Linked DNA regions of Homo sapiens: region 2 is linked to region 1. Evidence: chromatin loops called from intact Hi-C (ENCODE). Cell type or tissue: Calu3. All regions are shown on one strand. Links, peaks and the distances in the headings refer to the core of each region. The heading gives the core; the rest is flanking DNA. Region 1 overlaps LOC105377329 (a long non-coding RNA gene). Region 2 holds the start of LOC105377328 (a long non-coding RNA gene).

Region 1 (16,424 bases), core at 7,846-10,345:
ACCTGGCTATTTCTAAAAGTGTACTGTCATATGTGTGAACAAAGAGATAGGATGGTCTGAAATTGGAACTTATATTTAACAGGTAAACAGCATAAAAGTTTGGAAAATTTGCAGCCTGATGATGTAGTAGAAAAGAAAAACCCATTTTCTGGGAAGAAATTCGACAGCTACAGAAATCTGCATAAGTAAAGAGGAGCCAAATGTTAATAATGAATACAATGAGGAAAATGTCTTTAGGGCATTTCGGAGACCTTCACAGAAGCCCCTCTCATCATAGGCCTGAAGGCCTAGAAGGAAAAAATGGTTTCATGGGCCAGGCCCAGGACCCACTGCTCTGTGCAGCCTTGGAACATGGCACCTGGTGTTCCAGCCACTCCAGCCATGGCTAAAGGTATAGCTCAGGCCATGGCTTCAGAGGGTGCAAGCCCTCAGTGCCAGCCCATGAAAGCAGCTGCTGGGGCTGTATCCTGCAGAGCCACAGGGGTGGATCTGCCCAAGGCCTTGGCAGTCCACCTCTTGCATCATCATGCCCTGTATGTAAGATATAGAGTCAAAGGAGATTATTTTGAAGCTTTAAGGTTTAATGACTGCCCTGCTGGGTTTCAGACTTGCATGGGGCCTGTAACCCCTTTGTTTTGGCCAATTTCTCCCATTTGGATTGGGACTATTTACCCAATGTCTGCACCCCCATTGTATCTTGGAAGTAACTAGTTATTGATTTTACAGGCTCATAGGCATAAGGGACTTACTTTGCCTCACATGAGACTTTGGACTGTGGACTTTTAAGATGATGCTGAAATGAGTTAAGACTGGGGGCTGTTGAGAAGGAATAATTGTAATTTGCAGTGTGAGAAGGACAGGAGATTTGGGAAGGGCCAGGGGCAGAATAGTATGGTTTGGATTTGTGTCCCTGCCTAACTCTCATGTTGAATTGGAGGAGGGGCCTGGTGGGAGGTGATTGGATCATGGGGACGGATTTCCTCCTTGATGTTCTTGTAATAATGAGTGAGTTCTCGTAAGATCTGATAGTTTAAAAGTGTGTGACACTTCCCCCTTAGCTCTCTCTCTCTCCTGCTCTGCCATGGGAAGGTATGCCTTGCTGCTCCATCACCTTCCGTCATGATTGTAAGTTTCCTGAGACCTCCCCAGCCATGCAGAACTGAGTCAATTAAACCTCTTTCTTCATAAACTACCCAGTCTCAGATAGTTCTTTATAGCAATGTGAGAATGGATTAATACAGACTTAATGTTCCCTTATGCTCTTGTACACGGGAATATCCACACACCAGACACCCTGAAGTTCTTATCACTCCTGAAAATGCCATTTTTTACCCCTTGCCTGGTATTCTTGTCCTTGCATAGTGAGGTATTTAGATTGCCCTCAAATCTGTGTTCAGATTGTACTTCCTCACCGAAACTGTTTATCATTCCCCCTGCAAGTCTTAGGAAGTAACTCTTATATGTAGGATGAAGTTTTAAAATCTTTAATGTGATAGAGGTAACAACAAGTCCCAGAAGGGCAGCCCAGGTTGCAGATCAGTAAGCTGCAACAAAAGTACAGTCACTGGCAGACAAAGAAAGCTTAGTGGGTTTAACAGAAAAACTGAAGTTTAGTGCAGATGAGGCACACCACGAATCCTAGGTATTTTAAACTGGGTTAAGGACAGCAAAATTTAACCAAGATTCTAAAAGCCGATGAAACTAAGCCTTCTGATAGAAGTATTGGCTGAAGAACAGGCAGGGCTGTCTGAGAAAGGTGGTAACAAACACTCTGGGAATTGGCTAGAATAATGTCAAATAATTTTGAAATAATTGAGATCTTTAGCTTTCATGAATTTATATACAACCAGTTTAGAGTAACACAAATAAATATGTGTGAAATTCAAACAACTGATTGATTGAGTGCAAGATAAGCTGCTTGTTTGAAATGTTGAGTATTTCAAGAATTCTTTTTTTATTATTATTATTATACTTTAAGTTTTAGGGTACATGTGCACAACGTGCAGGTTTGTTACATACGTATACATGCGTCATGTTGGTGTGCTGCACCCATTAACTCGTCATTTAGCATTAGGTATATCTCCTAATGCTATCCCTTCCCCCTCCCCCGACCCCACAACAGTCCCCGGTGTGTGATGTTCCCCTTCCTCTCTGCAAAGACTGAGAGAGCTGTGCTAATATTTCCCTAAGATAAAGACCTGCTGTTTTGCTCATAATTGTAAATCTTTGACTGCATGGAGGAAAGGTTAGCTACCTTGTGAATGATTTTCTGCCCCTTCCCAAATAAGCAGGCCAATTAATTATATCTAACCATTATGGGAAAAGCCCCTCCTAAGGGAAAGTAAGGCCATTCTTTAAATTGTCATCTGAGTGAATGTAATTCATAATTCCACATTTATCTTTGATCATTTCTTAATTATTACTGCAGTTAAGTCCCATTCTATTTGATATACTATATATATCTTATTATTTTTTACTTTTATTCTACACAATCTTTGCTTAGCTTCTTGCTGACCACAAAGCTAAAATTAATCTGTCTTTAGTCATCTTATACTTCTGTTTAGCTTTTCTTTTGCTATTTGATATTTGATAAAACTTGATGAAATACTATATAGAGATGCATTACCAAATAACATGGGTTTTCATCAAATGCCTTTTTTTTCTGAGAAATTAGGAATTCTAGAAGTAAAAGTTTTGTTAAGTCTTCAAGTTATTCCAGTGCTTAGGGACCCTGAGTATTGAAAAATGTTATGTTTAATTTATTCATTCATCCCCACCTTGCCTCCCAAAATATTTAAATGACTTTTCAGCTTTATAAATGATTTAGTGCTTTGTGCCTTGTTGGGAGATTTACCTCCATTTAGCAAAAAATTAGCACTTTTAGGTATACTGATTTTTGGCCTGGTGGAATCAGTGATTTTTTACTCATTGTGGAGTTGTTAACACTTCATGTGGCTCAGATTCAAAGTACTGATATTTACAGGAGATACATGGATGTGTGTTAATAATAGACATAACTGGTATTACAGAGAAGAAGGGGCAACAATTCAGGCCACATAGACTCTGTTTATAATGATAAGAAGCGAATTATACCACAACATTATGTATGACCTTAGGGCATAAATTTTAAAAAATGTCCTAAAAACTCATCAGCTACTGCAGATCATGAGCTACGAGAAACCACTTGAAAACTGATGCACAGATGAATTGACTAAGTATGCTACTCTAGAGTAAAAGCTTGGCCAGCTTTGCAGAGGTTCACATTTACGTGGCAGAATCATCAACTTCCAGAGAAGTATGTTTCTAGAATTTCCTACTTTTTCATAAATATCTTGAAAGAATTTCGATGTAAAATTCTAATTATTATTGTCAATAGCATTTACTATAAAACCTTTAAAAATCTACTTTTAAAATTCAATCATATGTGGTAGACATATTTCCATTTTGAAAGAAGTAATCTAAATTACAGTTTTTAAAAAATAAACTTTATTTTTGGCCGGGCACAGTGGCTCACGCCTGTAATCCCAGCACTTTGGGAGGCCAAGGAGGGCGAATCACAAGGTCAGGAGATGGAGACCATCTTGGCCAACATGGTGAAACCCTGTCTCTACTAAAATACAAAAAAAATAGCCGGTGTGGTGGCACGTGCCTGTAATCCCAGCTACTTGGGAGGCTGAGGCAGGGGAATTGCATGAACCTGGGAGGTGGAGGTTGCAGTGAGCTGAGATCACACCACTGCACTCCAACCTGGCAGCAGAGCAGGACTCCATCTCAAAAAATAAAAAAAAATTAAAATAAATAAATAAACTTTATTTTTTATTTTTAAACTTTTTTGATGTACAGAAAACTATGAAAATAGTACATTGTTCCTGTATACCCCATCCTCAGTTTAACATTTTATTAACATTTTACATTACTCTGGGCCATTTGTCATAATTAGGGAACTACTATTGATACATTATTACTAATTAAAGTCCACACTTTATTTACATTTCTTTGATTTTCACCTAATGCTTTTGTTTTCTGTTCTGGAATCCTATCCAGGATGCCACATTATGTTTCATCATCATTTCTCCTTAGTTTTTTTTTTTGCTATGGGAGTTTTACATATTTTCCTTGTTTTCGATGACCTTGACAATTGTTTCAAAAGCTGGTCTGGTATTTTGTAGAATGTTCCTCAGTTGGAACTTGCATTTATTTTCTATTAGATTGGAATAAGGGTTTTTGTAAGGAAGAGATCAAGGTCAATTCTCATTGCTTCTTATCAAGGGTAGCTAATAGCCACATGACTCATCACAGCTGATGTTAACCTTGGTCAACTGGTTGAGGTAGTGTTAGGTTTCTTCCTTGTAAAGTTACTTTTTACCCTTTTTCAGTCTGTAGTCTTTGTTTTTTTTTTTTTTTTTTTTTTTTTTTGAGAGAGAGTCTCACTCTGTCACCCAGGCTGGAGTACAGTGGTGCCATCTTGGCTCACTGCTGCAAGCTCTGTCTCCTGGGTTCACGGCATTCTCCTGCCTCAGCCTCCCAAGTAGCTGGGACTACAGGCACCTGCCACCATGCCTGGCTAAGTTTTTTGTATTTTTAGTAGAGATGGGGTTTCACCATGTTAGCCAGGATGGTCTCGATCTCCTGACCTCGTGATCCACCCGCCTCGGCCTCCCAAAGTGCTGGGATTACAGGCGTGAGCCACCACACCTGGACTTCAGTCTATAGTCTTTGAAAGGAAGTCACCATGCACAGCACAGATTTAAGGAGTGAGAAATTATATTCTCCCTCCTTGAGAGTGAAGCATCTGGTGAAGTATACACATAAATTATTTACAATTCTCCTGCATGGGGGATTTGCCTTTTCCAGCCTCCCATTATGTTTTTTTAATTTGTTTGTTTGTTTGAGACAGAGTCTTGTTCTGTTGCCCAGGCTGGAGTGCAGTGGTGCAATCTTGCTCACTGCAACCTCTGCCTCCCGAGTTCAAGCAATTTTCCTGCCTCAGCCTCTGGAGTAGCTGGGACTACAGGCACGTGCCATCATGCCTGGCTAATTTTTTGTATTTTTAGTAGAGACGGGGTTTTGCCATGTTGGCTAGGCTGGTCTTGAACTCCTGGCCTCAACTGATCTGTCCACCTCAGCCTCCCAAAGTGCTGGGATTACAGGCGTGAGCCACTACGCCCAGCCCCATAATGTATTTACTTAGTCATTTATTTATATCAATATGGACTCAGGCTATTTTACAATTTGAGTGATAATCCAATACCACTTTACTTATTTGTTGCTCAAATTATTTTAACTTTGGGCCAGATACAGAAGCTCATGTCTGTACTCTCAGCACTTTGGGAGGCTGAGGTGGGAGGATTGCTTGAACCCAGGAGTTCAAAACCAATCTGGTCAACAGAGCAAGGCTCTTGTCTCTACAAAAAACTGAAAAATTAGTGAGGTGTGGTGGCATGTGCTTGTAGTCCCAGCTACTCAAGAGGCTGAGGCAGAAGTATTACTTGAACCCAGGAGTTTGAGTCTGCAGTGAACTGTGATCACACCACTGCACTTCAGCCTGGGTGACAAAATGAGAACTGATCTCTTAAAAAATAAAAAATTTCAACTTTGGCCATAGGGAGCTCTCTCAGTTAACTCTTATGTCCCTTTGATATGCCCATCAATGTGTGTGCGTGTGCACCTGCATGTGTGTATGTGTTTGTGAATTGGAGTACTTTCTTACTTTTGGACGCTACAATGTTTTCTCATCTCTTCTAATATATTTCTCATTTTGTATATTTCTTGTCCCAGCCTTACAGTCAGCCATTTATCCAAGGAACTCTGGTTCCCTTTATTGGAGAATAAAATTGGTACTATTAAAAAGAAACCAAGATCTAGGCACCAGGTGTGCTCATCCCTTCCAGGGTGACATTTCTTTTAGGTCCTCTTAGCTAACAAAGCAAAAAATATATGTGTGTATACTAACCTGTGTATGTACACAAATATATAAATATTGCCCCATATGTATTTACAGTGAGCTAAAAATTAATTCATACTGTGATGGTTAAGACTGAGTGTCAACTTGACTGGATTTTAGGATGCAAAGTATTGTTCCTGGGTGTGTCTGTGAGGGTGTTGCCAAAGGAGATTAACAGTTGAGTCAATGGACTGGGAGAGACAGACCTACCCTCAATCTGAGTGGACACCGTCTAATCAGCTGCAAGCATAAAAGCAAGCATGGGAAGAGCAGACTTGCTGAGTCTTCCAGTCTCCATCTTTCTCCTGTGCTGCATGCTTCCTGCCCTCGAACAACAGACTCCAAGTTCTTCAGCGTTTGGACTCCTGGACTTACACCAGTGGTTTGCCAGGGGCTCCTGGGCCTTCAGCCACAGACTGAAGGCTGCACTATTGGCTTCCCTACTTTTGAGATTTTGGGACTCCGACTGGCTTCCTTGCTTCTCAGCTTGCAGACGGCCTATTGTAGGACTTTACTTTGTGATTGTGTGAGTCAATTCTTAATAAACTCCCCTTAATATATTCATCTATCCTGTTAGTTATGTCCTGTTAAAGAACCCTAATACACATACTGATGTTTAGAACTCATTTATTACCACATGAATCATTCTGGTTTTCTGTTACCTGTCTATAACCTCCCACTCCAACTGTGAGAAACCTGGCTCCCACAGTTGCCATTCCTTTACTTAATTGTTCACTTTCACTACACATGTATTATGGCTTCTGAATTGTTAATATGTACCTCATGGGAAACACCTTCAACTCAAATACAATGCTATGTACAATTCCTTTGTATTGGTTTTGTGAATGATGACACTGAAACTCTAGCTGAGGAGATTTCTAAGCAAAGTGTTGAAAGTACAGCCTGCTTTCTCCTTACTGCTTATAGTAAAATGTGAGAAGAGAGAGATAGATTGATGGAATTAGTAAGCAAAAAGTAACCAAAACTTGAAGATTTGGAAAATCCTAAGCCTATTCATATTGCAAAACAAGAGAAAGAATATTCAGGAGAGCACACCAAGGTTATGTCTGGATAATCACCTAATAAAGGGATTACCCATAATTTTAATCAGCCATCTCAGCAGAAGCCAGGAAGAAATGAGCTTACACCAGCAAAGTCACTGGAGTTTGAACCGAAGGGTATAGAGATAGGACAAAATGAAGAAAGGTTTTCCAACTTCTGGGATTTAAAACATGAGACAGTAAAGCCACCCAGTGATGATCATGCCTTATCTTTCATGAAAAGGGAAGAATGACCATGAAGGCTATTTAAAGATCATCAGAGTTGCCACTTCCACCACAGGCCCATGGGTAAAGCTATTTCCTCCTTGGTTTCAGAGGATGAACTCACCCCCTTGATTTCAGTGGGCCAGGATGCCCCTGTGAAGAGCTGAGAGGGTGAGGCCACTGCCTAGGGCCCTGGGGTGAAGGTGCCACCACAGTAGGCTTGGAAAACAGAGCATAAAGCCAAAAAGATTATTCTCGAGGCTTAACGTTGAATGGAATTTGTCTTGCTGGGTTTTGGACTTGCTTTAAAACCTGTCACCGCTTTATTCTTTCCTATTTTTTCCTTTTTGAAAGGGAAATACCTATCCTATGATTGTCTCACCTTTGTATTTTGGAGGCACATAACTTGTCTAGTTTCACAGGCTCACAGCTGGAGAGAAATTTTGCCTCAGGACAAAGCATCAGTCTCATTAAGTCTCATCGTGCCTGATTTAGAGGAGACTTTAGTCTTGGAATGGATGATGGAATAGGTTAAGAGTTTCAGGGCTGTTGGGATGGAAGAAGTATATTTGGCATGTGAAAAGGACATGAATTTTGCAGGAGCCAGAGGGCAGAATTTTATGGACTGAATTATGTCATCCCTAAACTTATATGTTAAAGTCCTAACCCCCAAGGTCACTGTATTTGAAGATAGGGCCTTTAGGAAACCAATTAAGGTTAAAGGACGTCACAAGGGTGAATCCCTAATCCAATAAGACTGATGTTTTTGTAAGAAAATAAAGAGAGATAAATAAAAAATAAAAAAAAGGGAGATCTCTTTCTCCAAATCCTACCAGAGGAGAAAGGGCCATGTGAGAACACATGGAGAGGCAGCAGTCTGCAAGCCAGTGGGAGAGTCTTCATCAAAAGCTGAATTTGCTGGCACCTTGATCATGGACTTCCAGCTTCCAGAACTGGAAAACATGTATTTTGTTTGTTTGTTTGTTTAAGCCACCTAGTCTGTGGTATTTGATTATGGGAGCCCTAGCAGATGGATACACTCTTCATGAGGTAGAAACTACTAATTTATAACAAAAAAAATAAGAGTTGGGGTAAAACACTATCTTAGGCATAGCCACTTTCCAAAGCACATATGATTTGAAAATAAAAACAATATATGTGGAGGAAGTGGATGTAATAGCTACTTTAAAGCCTTTTAAAGGTTGATGTTTTAGGATAGCCTAAGTCATACTGATATCTACTTTAAACATACTAAATGGGTTTATGTGCAATATATTCCCTTAAAATAGGATTTACTATTAAGTGGTAGTTTGGTAAAATATTTCTATAAAAGAACTGATTTAATTAATTCCAATTTAATTATTGCCTTTGAACTATGCAGATTAAATTATATATATATAGGCACGTGCACATATTTGTATGTGTGGTATGTGCATGTGTGTTAGACATGTGTGTATTAAATGAGTCTTCTGCACATTGAGTTCAGTTTGATAAAGTGTTTCATTTTTTATCCTATTTCATTGCTTAAAACGTAAAAATTGTATAACATTAAATTATAGGATAGCTGTGTGACATCCAAATTAGGTGGAAGATTCTAACAACTGAATCACCAGTGTTTTGTCATCTGAAAAAACTGAGCATTGTTTTAGATTATTCCAGTACCAGAGTGTTGTCCATCGAGTGGCTCTGCAAAGGCACCCAGCAGCAGTGAGGGTGAGCAGAAGAAAACTGCAGACACTGGCAAATACCATGGTCCAGTGAGGAGTGAGTGAATAAATCTATTCTTTTTCCTTATACTTTTGATTTGCTCTGGGTGCCTCCAACTGACCAAACTCATCTGCAACCAGAGTGTAAGGAAGGAAGCCCATAGAGAAGATCCTCCTGGAGCATATTGTGGTACAGAAGAGGGTGGAAAATGGATCCGAATTGACAAAGGGAAAATCATTTAATGGTTGTGGGCACTTTGTAGAACATTTGGAAAATGCCAGAAGTCACACAGAGGAAAAACCGTTAAGGGTGGTTCTAAAAGGGCAAAGAAGCTATCTATACATTTTTAGGTAGATTTTTAAAAATCATAAACATAAACCCTGGTTTTTGTAAAAAGGATTCCTCAGAGCTACTATTTTGCCTATATTTTAAATCTATGGCCTTGACTACTAAAGAGAGGGTTCACATAATTATGTCCATGGATGAAGGTGTGAGAGTCTGCTCAGCATGGCTCAGAAGTTGACAATTAGCAGTAAATCAAAGGTTTTGGACAGTCTAATGTTAACATCATCATTAAATTGAACAAGAAAATTACACTGATCAAATAAAAAAAAGAATACTTAAAACATTAAATCTTTGGGCTTTCCTGCAAATTATTACCTCAGAAGGCTATTTTTCAACTAATTGCCAGTACTCAAATGATTTTACTACTGTGTTATAATTCAGGATCTAGATTTAAAGTATTAAAGTAGCAGCTTATTTAAAAGAAACTGTGCTGTTTGTCCCATTTTCTTCATTTTGATCTTAGACTCTAAGTTTGAAATATCTTAGAACCTTTAGGAGGATACTCTTCAAAAAGTAACTCTGACAACACTTCTTTGGAAGCAAATGGGTACTGGGCTTGGTGTATTCAAATGACGTTTCCCATAGGTCTTTAAAAACCAAGAGTCTGATTCTTCTATCATCATTGTTACTTGACATTGTTCGTTGAGTTCTGGACATGATGATAAGCTATAAAACAGAAATAAAGCATAATTAGTAGAAGAAGGAGACACAAATTATCACTTTCACTGTAATATTCAGATTTTCATCAATGAGGAAATTGAGCAACAAAGATATCAAGCAACTAAGACAAGTTTAATAGCCCATTAGCATAAAAGCTGGGTTAATAGAGCTAAGATCAAGGAAAAGTGGTAGCAATTGACTTTTTGTGTGTGGTTTACAATAAGTAGAGATGATTGTCAGAAGAAATAATTTAAAGTCAAATCTTAAGGCATTTGTTCACTTACTTTTCATTTAATGAATATTCTTTTTAGTGCCAACTTGTGTAAGAAGAACCTGTGCTATGCTCTGGGGAGGTCAAGCTGGTCTAGATAGATGCTGTCTTTCCCTGGTCTTATGTTGTCTTTGTTCTAGCAGGGTTGCAGATTTTTAACCCAAATCCATTACTGTTGTGATAAATACTTCCAGAAAGTAACACAGGGTGCTAAAATAATACAGGTGAGAAGGACTTGACTCTCTTCAATGAATCAGAGTTAAAAAAAAAAAAAAACCCAGCATAGGACCTTAATCATTTGGGGAATATATGTTTTTTTTTGTTTTTGTATTTTTGCTTTATCCCTTTAAAATACAGAAAATGATACAATATTGCATTTAGAAAAATTGGTGGTAAAGGCAAAAAATTATGCTATAAATTTTTAAACTATCATTGGGCAAAAAAAGTAAGAGAAAGTGTAATTAAAAGTAGAGTGCAGATTTATGTGTTTTTTTACGCAAATGGAGGTTTGCTTTTTTCATTATCAGCCCTCTGAGGAATCATCTCTTGAGCCACGAGCCTTATAGAGCGTGTAGGCTGCAGGGCTCAAGTCACATGCTGAATCTTGACATTCCTGCACAAGCCATCAATGACAACACATTGACCTCAGATGACACTTCACAGCACACAGCACAAATCCCTCTTCAGCTTCTACTGGTGATGCTCCTTGGGCAAGAGGTGGACTTGTTTGAGAAATCAGATAAGATGGATGGCAGTTTGCTCAGATTCCAACTGCTTGAACACTGTCACTGAGGTCAGATGTTTGGATGCTTGAGCAAAGACATACTGGCCAAATCTGAAAAAAATCCAGAATAAATCTGTATGTCATGACACCAAAGCATCCCTTACTTTCCTTATACAGAAAAATAAATGCTACTAATGTGGATATCAAGGTTTAGGTACCTGCGAGCATTAGTTAAAACACATTGCAAAATTCATAGTGAATATTATCATGCTGTGAAGCAGCCATTCAGCAAAGTGCTAGTGGCATGCTATTTTTAAAAGACATTTTAATAGCAGCTTTCTCCCAGAAAAAAACCTTCACGTAAATGAGAGAAAAATGTGAGTTTCAGAAAATAGAATATTTATGCACTCAATTTGTTTAAATGGCTGAATAGCTAAATTTGACAGAACTGGCCGATTGGTTTATGTAAGTCACTAGATGGCAGTACCAACTAGTTAGTATGATATAGTTTAGATTTGCTTCTTAAATACCAAAGCAAGAACAGATAATAGGAAAAAAGTTAATTCAGCACACTCTAGCATGGAGAGACAGTCTTTTACTTGGCATGGAGAGACAGTCTTCTAGAGGTAATACTGTCACAGTGACAAGGTCTCAGAGTTATGGAAGTGCTAGAAATTTCCAAATTTGCTCCAACGTTAAGTCTTGGCAGACAGAATAATATTTATTATTTCTTTGATGTGTTGTGGTTTATAACGGGCTTTCAGAAACATTTTTCTCATTTGATTTTCACATCAGCCTTGGGATTTAGGTAAGGTTGGTAAGAATATCTTCATTTTACCAAAAGGTTACATTCTGTTTAGGTCAGTGGTTCTAAGACACTGGGAGCTGTTTGGGAAATAGAGGCAATTTTGGTTGTCATAGTGAAACAGTAGGGGTGGGTAGATTCCCAGCACATAGTGGGTGGGTGCCAGGTATGAAAGACATCTTCAATATGCAGGAAAATCCCACACAATAAGCTTAACCCACGTTGAACATGACTTTTGAAGTCTTCCCAGACATTCATGTTTATAGTCTGTAAGGGTTTTATAATTACCCAACTTTAGAACCGAACTCAATTTTATATGGAAAGTAGTTATGCAATTTTAATATATGATAACTTTTCCAGGAATTTGACTGCCATGTAAATCTAAAGTAACACGCACTTTGTCTTTTTCTAAATTCTTGCAGATTTTTTGTTCATTCTGAAAATCACATCGCCAGATCCAACACCTTTTTATCCCAATCACCAGTACAAGCCACCCGTATCAGTGTACACTGTGGCTGACCGATCCATAGTGATGCTTTGAGGTAAGCATCTGACCACTTAATATGTCTTCTAGTGTTCATATCAAAATAGATATTATTTTACTATGAATTGCCTAATTTAATATTTTTATTTAGATTACAATTAGGATATGACATTGATTTATTGAAATAATGACTTTAAGAAGGCTATACTCTATGAATTCTAGGATAATGAAGGGAGACCTTAGAAAATATTTGTTCTAAAAGGGGATTGAATGTTTAGTGAAGTAAATAACTGTCGAGTTAGAATATACATTTAGGTAACATCATGTACTAATTGTATATTACACCTTCAGGCTATTTCATTGTGGTATCAGAGCACCTAGAGCTCCTGGTAACATATAAAGAATTCACGTACACTCTGTGCCTTCCTTGACAGAAATCCCACTGCTGTGTCTTTTCCTTCTCCATTGCATTTAGAATGTGATTTGCATTTCATTATAGAAGGAACTGCTTAAATATTTTTGTGACCTAGAAAAATAACTTAGTTAGTTTTCCAAAATGCAGCCCTCTTTTAATTGAGAAATATCTATCAAAAGAAGCTGGCTGTATCTATTTTCTTCTGAACCAGATCAAGTCAGTTCAACAGTTACTGAATGCCTACAGCGAGCCAGGTGCATTTTGGGTGCTAGTGATGAGAAGGTGAATGGGAGGCCTTTGAGCAGCCCATGATCCTGCCAAGAAAAGAGGCAGGAAAAAATCAGACAGTAACAAAATGTGATAAGGGCAATATTAACAGTGAGCAAAATGCTAGGGAACACAGAGGCCAGAGTGATTAATTCTGCCTAGGGAGGAAGCTTCACTGAACTGCCAACATAAAAGAGATGGAAATAAAAATCAATGCTCTGATTTTTCTGAAGGCCTTTTATTCTGCCTTCAAGAAATATAGGGAAAGGCAATGCTCAGAAAACAAATACTATAAGACTTAAAAAAAGACCTCTAGTGACTTATGGAGTGAGAATCACCCAGTTTGGACGCTGCCTCTAGGTAATTAAGTACACATTGGAAACTATATTAACTGTAGTGGGACCTGTGACTTGAAATCCTTAGTGGTTTCTCAGAGAGCGGATGTCTGCATCACATTCATGATATTGAACCGAATACTACCTGTGCCATTGGGTCCAGTTCTATAAGCTAGATTAGTGGTATGCTGGTGCATATTTAATAACTGGATCCCCTATAAACATAATCCTTGATTAGTAGCATTTGCTAATTTCTGTGGTGTAGATAATCTTCTCATGGTCGATTTCAAGTTACAAACATGATGTTATCAAATGGAGGGTTAGGAAGTGTTGTTCACAGTTGGCTCTCATAAATAAGTACAAACAGGTCTGAGCTGGTAGGAGCTCTAGAATCCAATACTTATACTCATGACATAAAAGAAAACAATCAGCAATTCTGATTCTGACTTTGTCTCTAACAAACTGTGAATAAACTTTTATCATTAGCAATTTGTGTTAAGGCAGTCATTTAACTCTGACATTTTAGTTTGCTTAGAATTTATTGAGCACTTTACACTAGGGGGTATGTCAAATACTTTACCCACATTCTTTTGTATCCCCCTTACAGCTCTGGTAGATGTGATTATGCCCATTTTACAGATGACAAACTGAAGTTCAGTCTTTAAGTGATTTTTCTTGATGCAGTAATGAGTATGAAAACTATGAAGCTCTGTAGAACTTGAAGAACTACTATATTGTCAGAATAAATTAAAATGCTCATGCTTCATTCCATCTTTTTGAGCTGTTTGAAGATTTTGTTTTAGGAAAGTTATTTGCTGCATATCACTCTTCAATTCTATATCCATTTACATTTTCTCTGTTAGTTCTACCATTTCATAGAAATCCAGGAAATGTTGTCTCAAAACCAGTTTGTTGGAATATGATTGCCTTTATTGGCAATATTCTGAAAAGTTTAATTTTTATGAAAAAAATTAACTTGTTTTTACCTAGGAAACTATCCCCAGAAGCTGTTCAACTGGGACTGGCATTTTCCAGTCCCTTGCCCCAGTGCTTATCCCTGAGGTGACACAATCAGGGCCTGATCAAATATCTTACACAAAGATTGAGACACTCCATAGGTGATAGATTAGGGAAAAGTAATTTTTCTCTGCTCCAAGAAAGCAGGGATTTGTCCCCCTCCTTGGAAAAGTCATAGGCCCAAAACCTAACTCCAATGTTTGACATGTAAATAAAATCTCTCCAGGTGTCATGTCAGATAATCCCCAGTGCCTCTGCTTTTGCAGTCTATAAAAGTCTCCAAGTTCCTAGTGCCTCATTCCTCCTTCAAATGTAAATACTAGAGAGACGGCAGGCAGTCATCCTGACACTCTGGGGTTTAACTTAGGAACCTAGTCTGGGCTGTATCTGAGCAGTTAACTGGACAAATGGTGACAGCTCTAATTCTCATGGTCTGTGAGAAACCCCAGCAAGGCAGGTTTCCTTACAGGAATCCTGAGAAATCCATTGTAGTCTCATCCCCTCACAGTGCTGCCGGTGAATACTGGCTTCCAGCAACAGTCTCAGACATTGCTACTGTGCTTTATTGATGACAACTACACATACAAGTTTTAGCTAGGGTGTTCAGGAAAGTGTGAAGAGTAATTTGTTTCCTGCTCATGTTACATTCACTGTTCAGAATTTGATAGGATCAATGCAAGGGCATGTCTCCTTTAGAACTCTTTAGGTAGTAATCACAACATCCCCAGAATGTGATCTCTCTAAATGTTGGTTGCAAGCTTCCCCTCTTCACACAACCTACCAGTGGGGAAAATAGGCAAAGGCTCTGTGGGTTGAAAAAGAAGAATTATCCTATTCATATAAGAAGTGTTTATATTATTGTTGGTATGGCTTAAGGCTGACTGAGGAGAGTACAATGGCACCACACTGATTATGAGAAAGACAGAACATAAATCAGAAGGGAGGACATAGATGTGGCCACATCTGGAGGACTGCCTGATGCATGGCATGAAGCCTTCAGAGAGGATGGGGTGACTGCTCTGGGTGCCAGCGATAAGGGGGTTCACAGAGTAAAGGACATCTACTGCTACAACCATGGTTCTTGGGAGCTATAAACTAGGAAGTGAACCTATAGTCATCAGCAGCTGAAATATGGAAGGGTGAGAAACAATCTATGGACCCACATATGTGGCTCAAGCCTGAAGAGCATGGTGGACTTTCGGTAGCTTAGAGCCCTGAAGTTGTCCTTTGTGTGCTGTTAGTGAGAATCACTCAATATGGGCACATTAGCACCAAACTGGCAGCCCAGTACTATGAACAAATTCTCATGCTGGTCAGTGTGAGTAATCGTTTCACCAGGTCACTCTTCTAAAACTGGGCCAAGAGACTGCCAGATAACTCCATAGTGGACCTCATGCATCACAGTGGCAGTGGTGGTTGTGGTGGTGGGAGAGTTGGACAATACCCTGAAAGGGAAAAAGGGGACCAGTAACAAGGGTCCTGGTCTGAATCAGGACACCTTATCCCAAAGGTACTTCTGGCCCTGGGTGACCCCAGGAGTTGGAAAGGGACTCTCTCAAGGTGAGGAAGTTTCTTTTTATCCTAAATTATTGAGTGTTTTCATTATAAAGGGATGTTGAATTTTGTCAGATGCTTTTTCTGCATCAATTGAGATAAACGTGGTTTTTGTCCTTTATTCTACTGAAATGGTATATTACACTAATTGATTTTTGGATATTAAAAAAACGTTTCACACCTGAGATAAATATCACTTGTTCACGATTTATAATCTTTTCCATATGTTTCTGAATTTAGTTTGTGTGGTAGTCCATTCTCACATTGCTATAAAGAAATACCTGAGACTGGGTAATTTATAAAGAAAAGAGGTTTAATTGTCTCACAGTTCTGCAGACTGTACAGGAAGCATAGCGGCTTCTGGGGAGGCCTCAGGAAACTTTCCATCATGGTGAAAGGTGAAGAGGAAGCAGGCACATTTTACATGGCAGGAGCAAGAGAAAGAAAGAGAGGGGGGGAGGTGATACACACTTTTAAATGACCAGATCTCATGATAACTCATTCTCACCACACCACCACCTAGGGGGATGATGTTAAACCATGAGAAACAACCCCCACTATCTAATCACCTTCCATCAGGCTCCTCCTCCATCACTGGGGATTACAATTTGACATGAGATTTGGGTGGGGA
Region 2 (16,424 bases), core at 5,937-8,436, 100 kb before region 1:
AGTCAATAAGTGCAAAAATATTTTTTACTACTTACTTCGCAGTCCTACATAGATGATTTAGCAAGATACTTTGAAATGGAGGGCAGCTGGCATGTATGGTTCTGTTTTTCTTTTGGGCCTGGCATGAAACTGAAGCATATGAAGTCTCATTTTAATATCCTGTTATATTTTGTACCTAAATTTTATTTTCTACAACATTAATTAATTTATATTCTTAACAGTCTGACTAGATCTTTTTCTATATAAAAAAGTTAATTGTCAATGAACTTGCTACATTAACCAAAGATTTTGAATAAAAATTAATAATTTGGTTAAAACTATGTTGAGTATATATTTTCTAAGCTTATTCATATTGGAAACTGCAAGGTTTTATGTTGAATCATATGTTCCATGATCATTTCAAAATAAATAACCATTTTAATAATGTTTGTTATGGGTTTTTAAAATAGGTCACATCTTGTTTGGCATTTTAATTCCTCATGCATCAGTGGCAACATCAAAGGCAAGTTTTTCTCTTTTATCGTAAATGATTTTGTTTGGATTCTCTGAATCTCAAATGAGGTCATGATGAGCATTAGGAGTTCTGAGGAGGCCTCTCAAACTCCTGCGGTTGTAAGAAAAGTTTGTGTGTAAAATTATAAAGTATTATAGTGCAACTTAATCCTAGAAGGACAGTGCCCCAAGACAATTTAAAAAATCAACATATATTTTGGTGAAAGGAAGCTAAGTAATATAAAACAAACATGCTAATAAACAAAAACCCAGCACTAATTGTATATCAAGATAATTGTGTTTATGCATTAATATTCACATTCTACAAAGGATCTGACTTGACTTACAGAAATACATTGTATATAATAAGATTTTTTTCTTAAAAAGGACTTCCAGTTTGAACCTGAATACATATAGCCAAAATGTTTCTCCTTTTAAGAAATCACAAGAAGGCAACAAGAAGATAATTGAACACAAATCACTTCTTTGGTAAAACCAGCTGACAGATAAACCCCAGACTCAAAAATAGTTGGAAAGGATTCCATAAACAATGAAGGTCAAACAGCAGGGCTGGAATCAAGGAGACTGACAAAATAATATATTTTCAATAATCTCAGAGAGGGAAAGTATGACCCAAAACTTACAATATATATAAAGTGTGATCCAAAACTTAGAATATATACAAAAAAGACTAATAAATTCAACTCCATAAAACAGTGATGATGATGATGATATTGATAAAATTCTGCAAGGTAAAATATCTTGAAGAAAAGTGACCAACTGGAAAAAATATTTGCAGCTATTACCTTCAAAAGTGTAGTTTTCCTAATATAAAAAGAACTCTAAAAAATCATTAAGGAAAAGATCATCAATCCAATAGAAAAGGGCAAATAATACAAATTAGCAGAAAATAAAAATGGATCTTAATCACGAAAAGCTGCCTGACTTCACTTACAATAAGAGAATACTATCACAATGATACTGTTTCTCACCAGTCAAATTGGCAAATATAATAAAAATGTAGCATATCTGTGTAGGAATGTAAATTGAGAATACTTGTATAGAGTACCTTTTGGAAGAAAACCTTCAAAATTAAAAATGTTTTATGTGTGTAAAATAATAATATATTTATAAGATTATTCATTATTTTACTCTTTGAAATGGCAAAAGGTTGAAAACAACCCTAATGTAATTAGTACGTGTCATGTTAAATAAATTATGGAATAGCCAAATTTTGGTACAGCATTCTGAAACTGGAATACTAAGCAGTTATAAAGAAGACTGTAGAAGATCTTTATGTCCTTATAGGAAACTACATTACATATATTGTTAAAAGTATCCAGCAAAAGGTAGAATCATGTGTATGGCTTGCTCCATTCCTACAGAAAAGAAGAAAAGAAAAAGTATACACACAGTGGTCTTGGAAGACCATTGACAGAATAGAAAAGAAACTGACGATATTTTTTTTCCTCATGGGAGTGGGGGTATGAGTAGCTGAAGGATAGAAAAGTGAAGATAACTTTTCTTGTATACATTTTTATATCAGTTGAAACACTCAAAATTTATATTATATTTGTATTTATATTATATATTCAAGTAAATAAACTTAAAGGCAAAATCAAGCAACAATAATGACAATATGTACACTTATGATCTTGCACAATTATGAACGAAGTGCCTCTCTGATCTGAGCATCCTTTTGGCCAGTGCAAATGAAGGTATAAAATCAATATCTAAGTTTGTTTTATCCACAATACAGAACAAGGATTTTCTAGTCTCCAAAGCCTAAGGAAAAAATTTAATTTTTGACTGGAAACATACCATATTTTTGTTAAAATTGCTAGAAGGGCCCAATCTGTATGGCCTCTGATCTCCCACTTCTTTAAATTGATAATATTATTAGTTTGTGACATTCCATTTAAAATCTAATTTAGTTATCTACTTCACAATTTATAAGTTTGGTTTCTCTTACAACATTCCACATGATATATATGACTATGCCTGCCATTTAATGGAGTTTACTCTGAATATCTCTGGTACTTCAGCACCTACAGAGAAGGTTTTTCTTAATTATGGCCTAAAGAGAGGAGTCAATTGAATATGCCAACAATTTTAAATTTGTTAATCATAAATTACCTTTTAAAATGATTTCAGTGAAAGAAAAAATGTTAAAGGCAGCCAGAGAGAAAGGTCATGTCACTTACAGATGGAAGCCCATCAGACTAACAGTGCACCTCTCAGCAAAAACCCTACAAGCCAGAAGAGATGCGGGGACAATATTCAACATTCTTAAAGAAAAGAATTTCCAACCCAGAATTTCATATTCAGCCAAACTAAGCTTCATAAGCGAAGGAGAAATAAGATCCTTTTCGAACAAGCAAATGCTGAGAGAATGCATCACCGCCAAGCCTGTCTTGCAAGAGCTCCTGAAGGAGGCACTAAATATAGAAAGGAAAAACCCACTACCAGCCAGTACAAAAACACACTGAAGTACACAGACCAGTGACACTACGAAGCAAGCACATAAACAAGTCTGCAAAATAACCAGCTAGCATCATGATGACAGGATCAAATTGACACATAACAATACTAACCTTAAATGTAAATGGGCTAAATGCCCCTAATTAAATGACAGAGAATGGCAAGCTCGATAAAGAGCCAAGACCCATCTGTCTTCAAGAGACCCATCTTAGGCGCAAAGACACACATAGGCTCAAAATAAAGGGAAATTTACCAAGGGAATAGAAAACAGAAAACAGAAGGGGTCACAATCCTAGTTTCTGACAAAACAGACTTTAAACCAACAAAGATCAAAAAAGACAAATAAAGGCATTACATAATGGTAAAGGGTTCAATTCAAGAAGAAGAACCAACTATCCTAAATATATATGCATCCAATACAGGAGCACCCAAAATCATAAATCATAAATTTCTTGGAGACCTACAAAGAGACTTAGACTCCCATACAATAATAGTGGGAGACTTTAACACCACACTAACAGTATTAGATCATTGAGACAGAAAATTAACAGATATTTAGGACGTGAACTCAGCTCTGGATCAAGCAGACCTGGTAGATATCTACAGGACTCTCCACACAAAAACACAGAATATACATTCTTTTCATTGCCACATGGCACTTACTCTAAAATTGATCACATAATGAGAAGTAAAACACTCCTCAGCAAATTCAAAAGAACTGAAATCATAACAGTCTCTCAGACCACAGCACAATCAAATTAGAACTCAAGATTAAGAAACTCACTCAAAACCACACAAGTACATGGAAATTGAACAACCTGATCCTGAATGACTCCTGGGTAAGTAATGAAATTACGGCAGAAATCAAGAAGTTCTTTGAAACTAATGAGACCAAAGAGACAATGTACCAGAATCTCTGGGATGCAGCTAAAACACTTATAAGAGGGAAATTTATAGCACTAAATGCCCACATCAAAAAGCCAGAAAGATCTCAAACCAACAACCTATCATCACAACTAAAAGAACTAGAGAACCAGGAGCAAACAAACCCGAAAGCTAGCAGAAGACAAGAAATAACCAAGATCAAAGTGGAACTGAAGGAGACAGAGACACAAAAAACTCTTCAAAAAATCAATGAATCCCAGGAGCTGGTTTTTTGAAAAAATTAATAAACTAGATAGACCACTAGCTAGACTAATAAAGAAGAAAAGAGAGGAGAATCAAATAGACACAATCAGAAATGATAAAGGGGATATGACCACTGACTCCACAGAAATACAACAACCATCAGAGAATACTATAAACACCTCTATGCACATAAACTAGAAAATCTAGAAGAAACTGATAAATTACTGGATACATACACCCTTCCAAGACTAAACCAGGAAGAAATCGAATCCCTGAATATACCAATAACAAGTTGTGAAATTGAGGCAGTAATAAATAGCCTAACAACCAAAAAAGGCCTAGGACCAGAGAGAGTCACAGCTGAACTCTACCAGAGGTACAAAGGGGAGCTGGTATCATTTCTATTGAAACTATTCCAAACAATTGAAAAGGAGGGACTCCTCAGTAACTCATTTGATGAGGCCAGCATCATCCTGATACCAAAACCTGGCAGAGATATAACCAAAAAAGAAAACTTCAGGCCAATATTCCTAATGAACATTGATGCAAAAATCCTGAATTAAATACTAGCAAACCAAATCCAGCAGCATATCAAAAAGCTTATCCACCACAACCAAGTTGGCTTCATCCTTGGGAGGGATGCAAGGTTGGTTCAACATCTGCAAATCAATAAAAACTGGATAATCAATAAGCTGGACCTTTTCCTTATACCTTACACAAAAATTAACTCAAAATGGATTAAAGACTTAAATGTCAAAAACAAAACTATAAAAACCCTAGAAGAAAATCTAGGCAATACCATTCAGGACATAGGGACAGGCAAAGATTTCATGATGAAAACACCAAAAGCAATTGCAACAAAAGCAAAAATTGACAAATGGGATCTAATTAAACTAAAGAGCTTCTGCACAGCAAAAGAAACAATCACTAGAGTGAACAGACAACCTATAGAATGGGAGAAAAATTTTGCAATCAATCCATTTGACAAAGTTCTAATATCCAGAGTCTACAAGGAACTTAAACAAATTTACAAGAAAAAAAATAAATGACCTCATTAAAAAGTGGGCAAAGGATATTAACAGACACTTCTCAAAAGAAGACATTCATGAGGCCAACAAACGTTATGAAGAAAAGCTCAACATCACCGATCATTAGAAAAATGCAAATCAAAACCACAATAAGATACCATCTCATGCCAGTCAGAATGGCATTATTAAAAAGTCAAGAAACAACAGATGCTGGCAAGGCTGCAGAGAGAAAGGAATGCTTTTACACTGTTGGTGGGAGTGTAAATTAGTTCAACCATTGTGGAAGACAGTGTGGTGATTCCTCAAGGACCTAGAACCAGAAATACCATTTGACCAGGCAATCCCATTACTGGGTATATACCCAAAGGTATATAAATAATTCTATTATAAATATACATGCACATGTATGTTCATTGCAGCACTACTCACAATAGCAAAGACATGGAATCAACCTAAATGCCCATCGATGATAGACTGGATAAAGAAAACGTGGTACATGTAAATCGTGGAATACTATGCAGCCATAAAAAGGAATGAGATCATTTCCTTTGCAGACAAATGGATGAAGCTGGAAGCCACCATCCTCAGCAAACTGATGCAGGAACAGAAAACCAAACATCACATATTCTCACTCATAAGTAGGAGCTGAACAATGAGAACACATGGACACAGAGAGAACAACACACACTGAGCTTGTCAGTGGGGCAGGGGGAAAGAGAGCATCAGGACAAATAACTAATGCATGTGGGGCTTAATACCTAGATGATGGGTAGATAAGTGCAGCAAATCTCCATGGCACACATTTACCTATGTAACAAACATGCACGTTCTGCACATGTATCCCAGAACCTAAAATAAAATAAAAATAAAAAACAAAATATGGTATATATACATCATGGAATACTATACAGCCATAAAAAGCAATGAGGTCATGTCCTTTGAAGGGACATGGATGGAGCTGGAAGCCATTATCCTTAGCAAACTAACACAAAAACAGAAAACCAAACGCTGCATTTTTCACTTATAATTGGGAGCTGAATGATGAGAATACATGGACATGTGGGAGTAAACAACACACACTGGGGCCTGTTGTAGTGGGGAGACAGGAAGGAGAGCATTAGGAAGAATAGCTAATGGATGCTGGACTTAATACCTAGGTGATGGGTTGATAGGTGCAGCAGACCACCATGGGCACACGTTTACCTATGTAACAAACATGCACATCCTGCACATGTACCCTGAAACTTAAAAGTTGAAAAAAAAAAATAAGGCAAGAATGGAGAGACAAGGGAATATAAAATAGGCAAGAAAAATAGAAAGCACTGAATAAGATGATAAATTTAAATGAAAATATATCATCCCTTACGTTAAATCAAATGATTTCAGAAAGGCATTTAAATTTAAAAATGTAAAAATAATAAAATTATATTTTAAAAATATACTTTTCAAGAAAATTCCAGTGACATGGTATTAGAGAAAGATATCACTAAAAAATTTTATTTTAGAACATGGATATGTACCAAGAATATTTATTCTGCTTATATTATCTTTTAAGGTTCAGAAAATGAAATGAATACAAAGAAGTTTTAAATATTTTGTTTCAGTTGTACAGATCTGTATTTTTCTTTTTAGAAAAAAATTAACTTTTTTTTGAGGAGCACTATGTAAAAAAATTTTTTTTTTTTTTTACATCAGGACTCTCAAAGCTGTCCTGATTGGTCAACAAATGACATGGCCACTCTTTTAAATCATCTCACTTAGATGCAGCCAGCTCTGTCAGTAGATGGCAGTCCTGACAATGTGATCTAAGGGAGAGTGAAGCAGGTGGGAACACCAGTTCAAAGCAAGTGGACCAAGCTGAAATTATGGAGAGAACTGTGATTTATTCATGGTCATTTTACCTACTTACTGTAGACTTGTGCAGAGCCCAAATTAAGCTGGTTGATTCATGCAAACATTTTAATAATTAGTTCTAGAAATGTGAAAAATCTTTATAATTCCTTTTATTAGTTGAAATTGTCCTATTTTCCTTGAGACCACGAACTAAAAAGAACATATGGTGACTTAATTTTACAATAAGCTGAGATTAGTAGAAGAATAGTGATAGATGATTTTAAAAATTTATAAACTCATAGACTGAAACCTCAAGATTGTGTTTGTTTGACCTAGTGTTTAAAACCCAAAACTTGATATAGTGGAAAAATGGTTAGTTATTGCTAGAATTAGGATGAAAATTAAATTCTAGGCAGAATCTCAAGTAGCATGTATATTTATGATTTGCAGTTGAATTATCAACTGAATTTAATTAGCTGTGAATATTTTGGGGCCTATATATTAGGCATTTCAAAACTGTTGTTTCTGTATTTTGTTGACAGGTCACAGAAAGGATTATTTCACACTTTAAGAGAAAGTGACTCAGGGTTGTTGGAAGGTGGGTAAGAGTGACTAAGTCTGGGTGAAGTTTCCTCCTGCCTCTTTGCCTTTTCCTATGCTATTATTTTCCCACCTTCCATAGTCCGGGGAGATGACCGATGGATTCCCAGGATACTCCTTTACTTACTACAAGTGATCAAGGAAATTCAAGGACTGAATATGATAAAATATATTTGGGGAGGAAATGTAAAGTATTTTAAAATTGACAGTAAGTATAAGAAGTAATTTCTGAGGGCAAAATGGTGGTTGTCTAACAGGGGTGCCTGGTCCCCGGGCCATGGACTGGTACCAGTTTGCGGACTGTTACGAACTGGGCGGCACAGCAGGAGGCAAGAGGCAGGTGAGTGAGCATTCCCACCTGAGCTCCCCCTCTTGTCAGATCAGCCTTGGCATTCGATTCTCATAGAAGAGTGAACCCTATTATGAACTGCGCAGGCAAGGGATCTAGGTGGTGCATTCCTTATGAGAACCTAATGTCTGATAATCTGAGATGGAACAGTTTCATCCCCAAACCAACCCTGCTGGCCTGTGGAAAAATTGTCTCCCATGAAACCAGTCCCTGGTGCCAAAAAGGTTGGGGACCACTGGTCTGTAATTTGTAATATTGAGAGAAATTGGGGAAAACAAAGATTTTTCAGAATCCAAAGTGTAAACTGATCTAGTGTAAAAGATTTATAGCAAATAACAGACCCAAAAGCCTTAGTTTAAGGCCAGTAAGAAATCAAAATCATAAGAAGAATGAGGCTAGGGTAAACCCAACCCAGGAAAATAGCTCTGAGTAGACGCTAAAAGGAATTTGACTTGAGAGGCAGATATGGAAACACTTCTCTACCATGATCTAAGGATCTGAAATGAGCAACTCAATTTTCCTGGTGAAAATATTCAAACTCCATCGTTTGCAATTCAGTTCCCTTTATGAGATGGCCCAACCTCTGTTTGTTTCCTAGTCACTTCTTTCATAGCCAGTGTGTATCCAATGAGTAGACCTATGGGCCACTCTTGTCTGTGCTTTCCTGCTGCCATGGTGACATGAGTTTTGAATTTCTCTTTACCTAGATTACCTACACCTCCACTTTGAAAATAAACACACTGCTCATATTTGACCAAATGGATCAGTTTGTCCATAAAATTTCCTCTGATTCCCTCAGCTGGAAGTACTCTTTCTTTCTAAATCCTAAATTCATGCTAAGTACCTCATCTGGTCGCTTAACGCATTCTGTTTTGGTTTCAACTGTTGATGCATTCTTTTACTACGCTGTAAACCCTTAAGAGATAACATATATTTTATTGTTCATAGGCAAGCCAACCTTGCTGATAAATATTCACAGAATAATTAAGATTACCATATATAATTATTATCACATAATTGTTAAATTAAATATGTAATTACTAAATCACATAATTATAAAGATAATCATGTATGTATATATGTATTTATTGACATGGGTTAATCCTTTCAAGCAGGTTATTGGGTCTCAGGGTCATTTAAATAAAAGGATATTGAGGACTGAAAAGGAAGTCACAATAGGAAGGGAATTGCTTAATAGTTCAACCTGTTCATGTAACATTGCACGAGACTCTAGTTTTGTTTATTTCAACCATATATGTTTTTTCTCCTACCATGAACTTTGAAATGGCTGTCTGTCTACTAGATTACAATGCATAAGAAGAATAAGATTAGAAGAATAAGCATTTTTGTTTGTTTGTTTGAACTTGAATTTTAGGTTCAGAGATACATGTGCAGGTTTGTTATATAGGTATGTTGTGTGTCATGGGGTTTTGGTGTAAGATTATGTTTTCACCCAGGTAATAGGTTGAGTACCCAATAGGTAGTTTTTTGACCCTCTCCCTCCTCCCATCCTCCATCCTCGAGCAGGCCCTAGTGTCCATGGTTTCCTTTTTCTGTGTCCATGTGTTCTCAATGTTTAGCTCCCACTTATGAGAACATGTGATATTTGGTTTTCTGTTCCTGTGTTAGTTCACTTAGGATAATGGCCTCTGGCTCCATCCATGATGCTGTAAAGGACATAAACTCATTCTTTTTATGGCTGCATAGTATTCCATTGTGTATATGTGCTACATTTTCTTTATCCAGTCTACCATGGATGGTCTTTTAGGTTGATTCCATGTCTTTGCTATTCCTATCAAACTACCAATGACGTTCTTCACAGAATTAGAAAAAACTATGTTTGTTTTTTAAGAACTGGAGAACCATAGTCAACTGGGGGAAATATCTTCTCACCTGTTAACAGGAGTGGGTGAGACTAGGCTGTTTTATAGAACTTGAGATCTTCCTATTTTGAACTTTTCTTTGGGAGCTGGATGATTTTATCACCTTAATTGGTAAATGTGTCTTGCAGAATACCTGCAAATAATGAATACTCAATTAAAAAGTGGTTTACTTTGTTGTTGATTTACCATATGCCTCAGAGATTTTCCTAGTTATAATCAAGAGCTATGAAGTATGTAAGTGTTTTTCAAACCATCACTTGTGGAACAGAGCCAAAGGATTGAGATGGAGTGTAATTAGGAGTGTGTATAAATGATGCCTATTTTCTGGTGCATACTAGATAATTGTGCTTATTTTTTATAGCTAGAACAGCGACTAGAAAGTAAAGTTGACAACCTATTAGGAGCTTTAATTGCCTTTAAAATTCAAGTTCTACTGTAAATATTACTATTATAATATTGATAATATTTTAATCAGCCTTCAGATGTAGCTGTTTTTAAATACAAGAGAATGTACTTAAATATCCACCTTAATGTCATTCCTAATATTAGACCAGAGTTTTAGCAAAGTTATTAAGTTGAAATACAATCTTTAAACTATTTGCCAGAACATTAAGTTAGAATTTGCCAGTTCAGGTCAATATTTCTATGACACAATGCATATGGAAATTATTTAAATATCTTTACTTTTTAAAATGAGGACTATTTATATTGAGGAGAAATATCAAAAAAGTTATAGCATTGTGAATACAAAAAGAAGAAGAAGAAGAAGAAGAAGAAGAAGAAGAAGAAGAAGAAGAAATAACAGCTAGATACACTCTAAGCAGCTCAACTATCATTCCTAGAATGACTCCACAGCATTTTCCCCTTTGTACAGTAGATGTCACCAAAAGTTAAAGATGCCTGAGTAATAGATGCTCTTGGTACAAAGGAGAAATGTTTAACTATTATTTGAATCTAACGGTGAAAAATGCTAGAGGGCAAAACGTGCTTTTTCATAAGCATGTCACACTGATGCCTTTATCTATCACATGCAATGTTTCTTCCCATTGGACATATTCAACCCTCCTGAAAAGACAATGTATTTTATTTGTTTTTACGCTCTGTCTTTTTCTTTCAACCTTGGAATTCCATTTATGTTTTTTATATGCGGTCTGCAGGCTCTAAGAATTAAAAATATATCATTCATTAAAGGTAAATCAGCTAATTTCTATACACGTCTGAGATTCTCAGGTAAAAGGTGTTATGTGAGATGCATGCCTAATTGCAATATGTTCCAAATGATTGTATTTTTCTTTTAAACAGGGGCAGAAGACTCTCCATATACTATCATTAATGCCAACATCATTATATTAGAATATTATATCTGACAGTCAATTAAGGGTTGCTGGGAGCTGCCTTTCTCCAGTAGGAAGCACAGAAAAGGGAAAAGGGCCTTCTAGCACTTTCTCAACTTACTGAAGGCTGACTGATTCCAACCTTACACTGATAGTTTGATCCCAGGACAACAGGTGCAAAATATCTCAACCCCTGGGGCTAAGATAAGAAAGCTCAGGGGTGAGAGGATCCTATCTCCCCAACCTCTGCAACCACATACATTGAAGAATTCAAATTCAGTTGCCACAGCCCTAGGCCTCCTAGAAAAATTGAACTATCAACTAATTAGGGAGATCTAGGGGGCTCCCATAATGGGCCCACTCAGAAGACTTTTCAGATCACAGTCACTTCTCCACCAGTTCAGGGTCCCAAATGTTCTAATACAGACATCATCAGCTCAAATGCCTCTGGGATCCAGGCAAGTAACATAAATGTCTGAATTGGTCTAGACGGCTAACCCCACCATAAGGTATTTCAGTTCAAACTTTATCAAAGCTATTTCCACACAAACAAAAATCTGTAAGCCAGATTTCCCCCAGGCCCTTAGCTTTTGACCCCTGCTCTAATTGAATCAGGGTTTTAAGAAAGCAGCCAGGCCAGGGAGGTGGCTCATGCCTGTAATCCCAGCACTTTGGGAGGCCGAGGCGGGCGGATCACGAGGTCAGAAGATGGAGACCATCCTGGCTAATATGGTGAAACCCCGTCTCTACTAAAAATACAAAAAAATTAGTCGGATGTGGTGGTGGGCGCCTGTAGTCCCAGCTACTCGGGAGGCTGAGGCAGGAGAATAGCATAAACCTGGGAGAAGGCAGAGCTTGCAGGGAGCCGAGATTGCGCCACTGCACTGGAGCCTGGACGACGGAGTGGGACTCCCTTTCAAAAAAAAAAAAGCAGCCAAAGCATTTTGCGGGCAGACTGAGCTTGCATTCTAACGAAATTCCTGTGACAATTTTTTCATATAACCATATAGGTAAATTATAAAGAAGAGGAGAGTTCTCGTATCGATTTTTTCATATAACCATATAGGCAAATTATATACGAGAGGAGAGTTCTCGTATCAGTTTTACTTTCTCTTCACTAAGAACTTCGAGATGGTTTCTACTTAGAACAGCTGGGGTTCCATCTGGGTTGCCTTCGGCCTGGTGCCAGACCTTACTTAGTTCCTAGTTCTGAAATCCAAAACGTTATCAATTAGTTCAGTAAAACGTCCTGTCAAACGTTGTCTGTCTGAGTTAACTGCACTAGTGAAATATTTTATTGAATATTCTTTAGAGCACATTTATAATTGAAAAATGTTGTTTTTGGAAAAACAGTACAATGCAAATTCAGCTAGAATAGCTTATATTTCACTATTTTGAAATCACTGAATTCCAATAAAAGCTTGAGCAAGCTTTTAATCTACTGTCCTTCCCTGTAAATAAGCTACAATAAAAATGTGGCAAAAAATTAGACATAGCATTCACGATATTTCCACTCAAAACTTTTTCCACATTCTTTTCTATTCTTGGTAGCTATGTAAAGTTTTTGACAGTTATTTGCACTTAATGTTTATCAAATGTTGCTACAGAAGTCTCATAAATAACAATTTAGTTATTGCCCAATAATACTTCATCGAATTGATAGGCCAGAATTTAATTAATCATTTCTTATTGCCAAGTAGCTAGGTTTTTTTCCGTTATAAGTAAATCTGCAATGAATAGAAATATATTAGTTCTTTTAGATAATCTTTAGGAAAATTCCCTAGAGTGAGATTACTGCATTGAAGGAGACTTTTATGTAATTTTTGGAACCCAGAATAAAAATGGTTTCTAAAATGATATCAATGTACATATACACATTACCATAAATTATTTTATTATACACATTTATTATACACATTAGCATAAATTATTACCTTATTTTACACTGTGTATATTTATTAGGTATGTTTTCCAAATTTTAATGAAAATTTTATTTACTTTTTCAATTTTTTGTTTACTAATTTTTCCTTATATGTGCTTGCATTTTATCCTTTCATGTTTTTTTCTGAAAATATTTTATTAGCCTTTTACCTTTTATTTTGGTTACGATATATTTCATTACAAAGAAACAATGGTTATATGTAGGAAAATCTGTTTTTTTTTTTCTTTATGGCATCTTTCCCCTCTTTTATCAAGATTTTTAATGAGACCAGTTTCCCGCAAGGTTTTCTGTTAATTAGTTTATATAATTCTTCCTGGCAGCCAAGCTGTGGGTAACTTCCGTATTTAGTTATTAATCTACTAGCATTGTAGGGAGGGCATATGATAAAAATTACCATTAATAATTCTCATTAACTTTGAAACATTTGCTACACTATACTGTTTAGTGTCTTAACAAATTTTGAGAGTAACTAAAAATAAGAATTTGTTAATAATTGAAAACAGTAAAATTCAACACAGTGCTACTCAGCTCTTGAATTTTAGACTATGTTTTTTCTCTGGAACTTAGTATTTACATACCAAGGGACCAATTCTTTTTAAACATTTTTCTCCCAAAATGACAAAATCAATCATTACTTTATAGAACATACAGCTTGTCTTAACCAAACAACTAATTTTCAATACTAGTTTCTAATTGGTTGTTTAAAATGTTAACATTTAGTTTCAAGTTAATTTGCTCTTTTTTCAAAAGACCAGCGGAAGCCACATGATTTATGAGTTTGTTTGTATAGATATTGTAGGAAAACAGTGGGTTCCTGTGACACGACCAGGAAAGATTAGGCTCGCAGACACTTTGAAGGGTGAGGGGGAACGAAATGTATTGGGCGAAAAGGAAAAAAAACTCAGCAAAGCGATAGGAGTTCCTGTTAACAGGCCTCCATCTCACAGACTGAATCCCAGGTCACCACCCCGGAACAGGAGAGCCTAGGCCAGGCTTCTCCTCCCTGCAAACAGTGGAACTTCCCGATGCCCCACCGCGGCCTCTCAGTGCACAGCTTCTCTTTCCGTCTTCAGAAAGAATAAGGGGTGGTGTGGGAGGGGGTGTGGTGGCGGGGTGGGGAGGGTGTTAGTGGGGGTGGGGGGGTTGCAGGGCGGTGGGGAAAGGGCGGGCTTCATCCGGGACTGGCAGTTCAGTTTTTCAGTCCTCAGGCTGTTTTAGGCTTGAAGGCAGGGTTTAACCTGGGGGGATGGGGGTCGGGGTGAGAGGTGACAGCATGCTGGCAGTCCTCACAGCCCTCGCTTGCTCTGGGCGCCTCCTCTGCCTGGGCACCCACTTTGGCGGCACTTAAGGAGCCCTTCAGCCCGCCGCTGCACTGTGGGAGCCCCTTTCTCGGCTGGCCAAGGCCGAAGCTGGCTCCCTCAGCTTGCAGGGAGGTGTGGAGGGAGAGGCGCGGGCGGGAACCGGGGCTGCGCGTGGTGCTTGCAGGCCAGTGCGAGTACCAGGTGGGCGTGGGCTCGGCAGGCCCCACACTTGGAGCGGCCTGCCGGCCCCGCCGGCCCCCGGCAGTGAGGGGCTTAGCACCTGGGCCAGCAGCTGCTGTGCTCAATTTCTCGCGGGGCCTTAGCTGCCTTCCCACGGGGCAGCGCTCGGGACCTGCAGCCCGCCATGCCTGAGCCTCCCCGCTCCTCCGTGGGCTCCTGCCTCCCCCACGAGCGCTGCCCCCGGCTCCACGGCACCCAGTCCCATCGATCACCCAAGGGCTGAGGAGTGCTGGCGTGCACTGCTCGGGACTGGCAGGCAGCTCTACCTGCAGCCTCCGTGCGGGATCCACCTGGTGAAGCCAGCTGGGTGCTCCTGAGTCTGGTGGGGACTTGGAGAACCTTTACGTCTAGCTAAGGGATTGTAAATACACCAATCGGCACTCTGTATCTAGCTCAAGGTTTGTAAACACACCAATCAGCACCCTGTTTCTAGCTCAGGGTTTGTGAATGCACCAATCCACACTCTGTATCTAGCTACTCTGGTGGGGCCTTGGAGAACCTTTATGTCTAGCTCAGGGATTGTAAATACACCAATCGGCACTCTGTATCTAGCTCAAGGTTTGTAAACACACCAATCAGCACCCTGTTTCTAGCTTAGGGTTTGTGAATGCACCAATGGACACTCTGTATCTAGCTACTCTGGTGGGGAGGTGGAGAACCTTTGTGTCTAGCTCAGGGATTGTAAACGCACCAATCAGTGCCCTGTCAAAACAGACCACTGGGTTCTACCAATCAGCAGGATGTGGGTGGGGCCAGATAAGAGAATAAAAGCAGGCTGCCCCAGCCAGCAGTGGCAACTCGCTGGGGTCCCCTTCCACCCTTTGAAAACTTTGTTCTTTGGTTCTTTGCAATAAATGTTGCTGCTGCTCACTCTTCGGGTCTGCACTGGCTTTATGAGCTGTAACACTCACTGCGAAGGTCTGCAGCTTCACTCCTGGAGCCAGTGAGACCCCGAGCCCACCGGGAGGACCGAAGAACTTCAGATGCGCCGCGTTAAGAGCTGTAACACTCACCGCGAAGGTCTGCAGCTTCACTCCTGAGCCAGCGAGACCACGAACCCACCAGAAGGAAGAAACTCGGAACACATCCGAATATCAGTAGGAACAAACTCCGGACACGCCGCTTTTAAGAACTGTAACACTCACCTCGAGGGTCCGCGGCTTCATTCTTGAAGTCAGGGAGACCAAGAACCCCCCAATTCCGGACACAGGGGGACTTGGCTGCTTCCTGTTTCTATCATAGACGCAGCTGGCCTCAGAATATTCCACTTATGGATGAAAGAATGATAGTGTTATTTTATGGAAGAATTTAAGAAGATGTTGCGGTATCATCGACTTTGTAAGTGTGAAGTGTTTTTACTATTCCACTCACAATTCAGTTCAGGAAATATTTGATTTAGAAAGAGATTTACTACAATTTGCTGGGTTTTCCCAAATAACCCTCTTGACAATTATTAATATCTTAGGCTTAGCAACTCACTCAAATAGACTAAAATAGACTGAATATTTGCTTAGGCCTTCTTAACATATTTCAGACATATTTTTCTCTTCTTGGTCTTCCTCAGTAACATCTGGTGATCTCCAAATCAAGAGATAAGAGAAACCAAGCATGCCTGGAAGAGACGTTTCTTAAAGGTCACCTACAGATCAATACCCACAAAAAGCAAACCACAAATTAATGGAAAGGCATGACAGAAATCATTGCCTTTCTCATTAGGCCCTCTGCCAACTGCCTGTTACGTATTAGATCCACCCTGATTTATTCTAAGCCCTAGACTGCATAGGCTGGTGCTTATTGTCATGGTCATTATAAG

The links. A loop is a pair of places that touch in the nucleus more often than their neighbours do. Peaks named below come from ENCODE experiments on the same cell type or tissue, not always from the same donor. Only the 100,000 strongest peaks of a DNase experiment are listed, where the experiment ranks them.
Region 2: a loop joins it to region 1, with 2.8 times the contacts of the local background. A loop is called at or near these places in 4 of 110 quality-filtered maps.

What each region holds. Positions count from the first base shown.
Region 1 is chr4:89,575,678-89,592,101 of GRCh38, forward strand. It overlaps LOC105377329 (a long non-coding RNA gene), which reads left to right. Exons shown (of 4, transcript XR_007058469.1): 2 at 12,144-12,263. Among named protein-coding and RNA genes, the nearest start is that of SNCA-AS1, 250 kb to the right of the region's middle. In Calu3, for the core only: no CTCF peak of the experiment used is centred there; no DNase peak of the experiment used is centred there.
Region 2 is chr4:89,475,546-89,491,969 of GRCh38, forward strand. It overlaps LOC105377328 (a long non-coding RNA gene), which reads right to left and starts at 10,014. Exons shown (of 4, transcript XR_938981.2): 1 at 9,805-10,014. RefSeq lists an enhancer at 14,032-14,624. In Calu3, for the core only: no CTCF peak of the experiment used is centred there; a DNase peak (open chromatin) is centred at 6,916.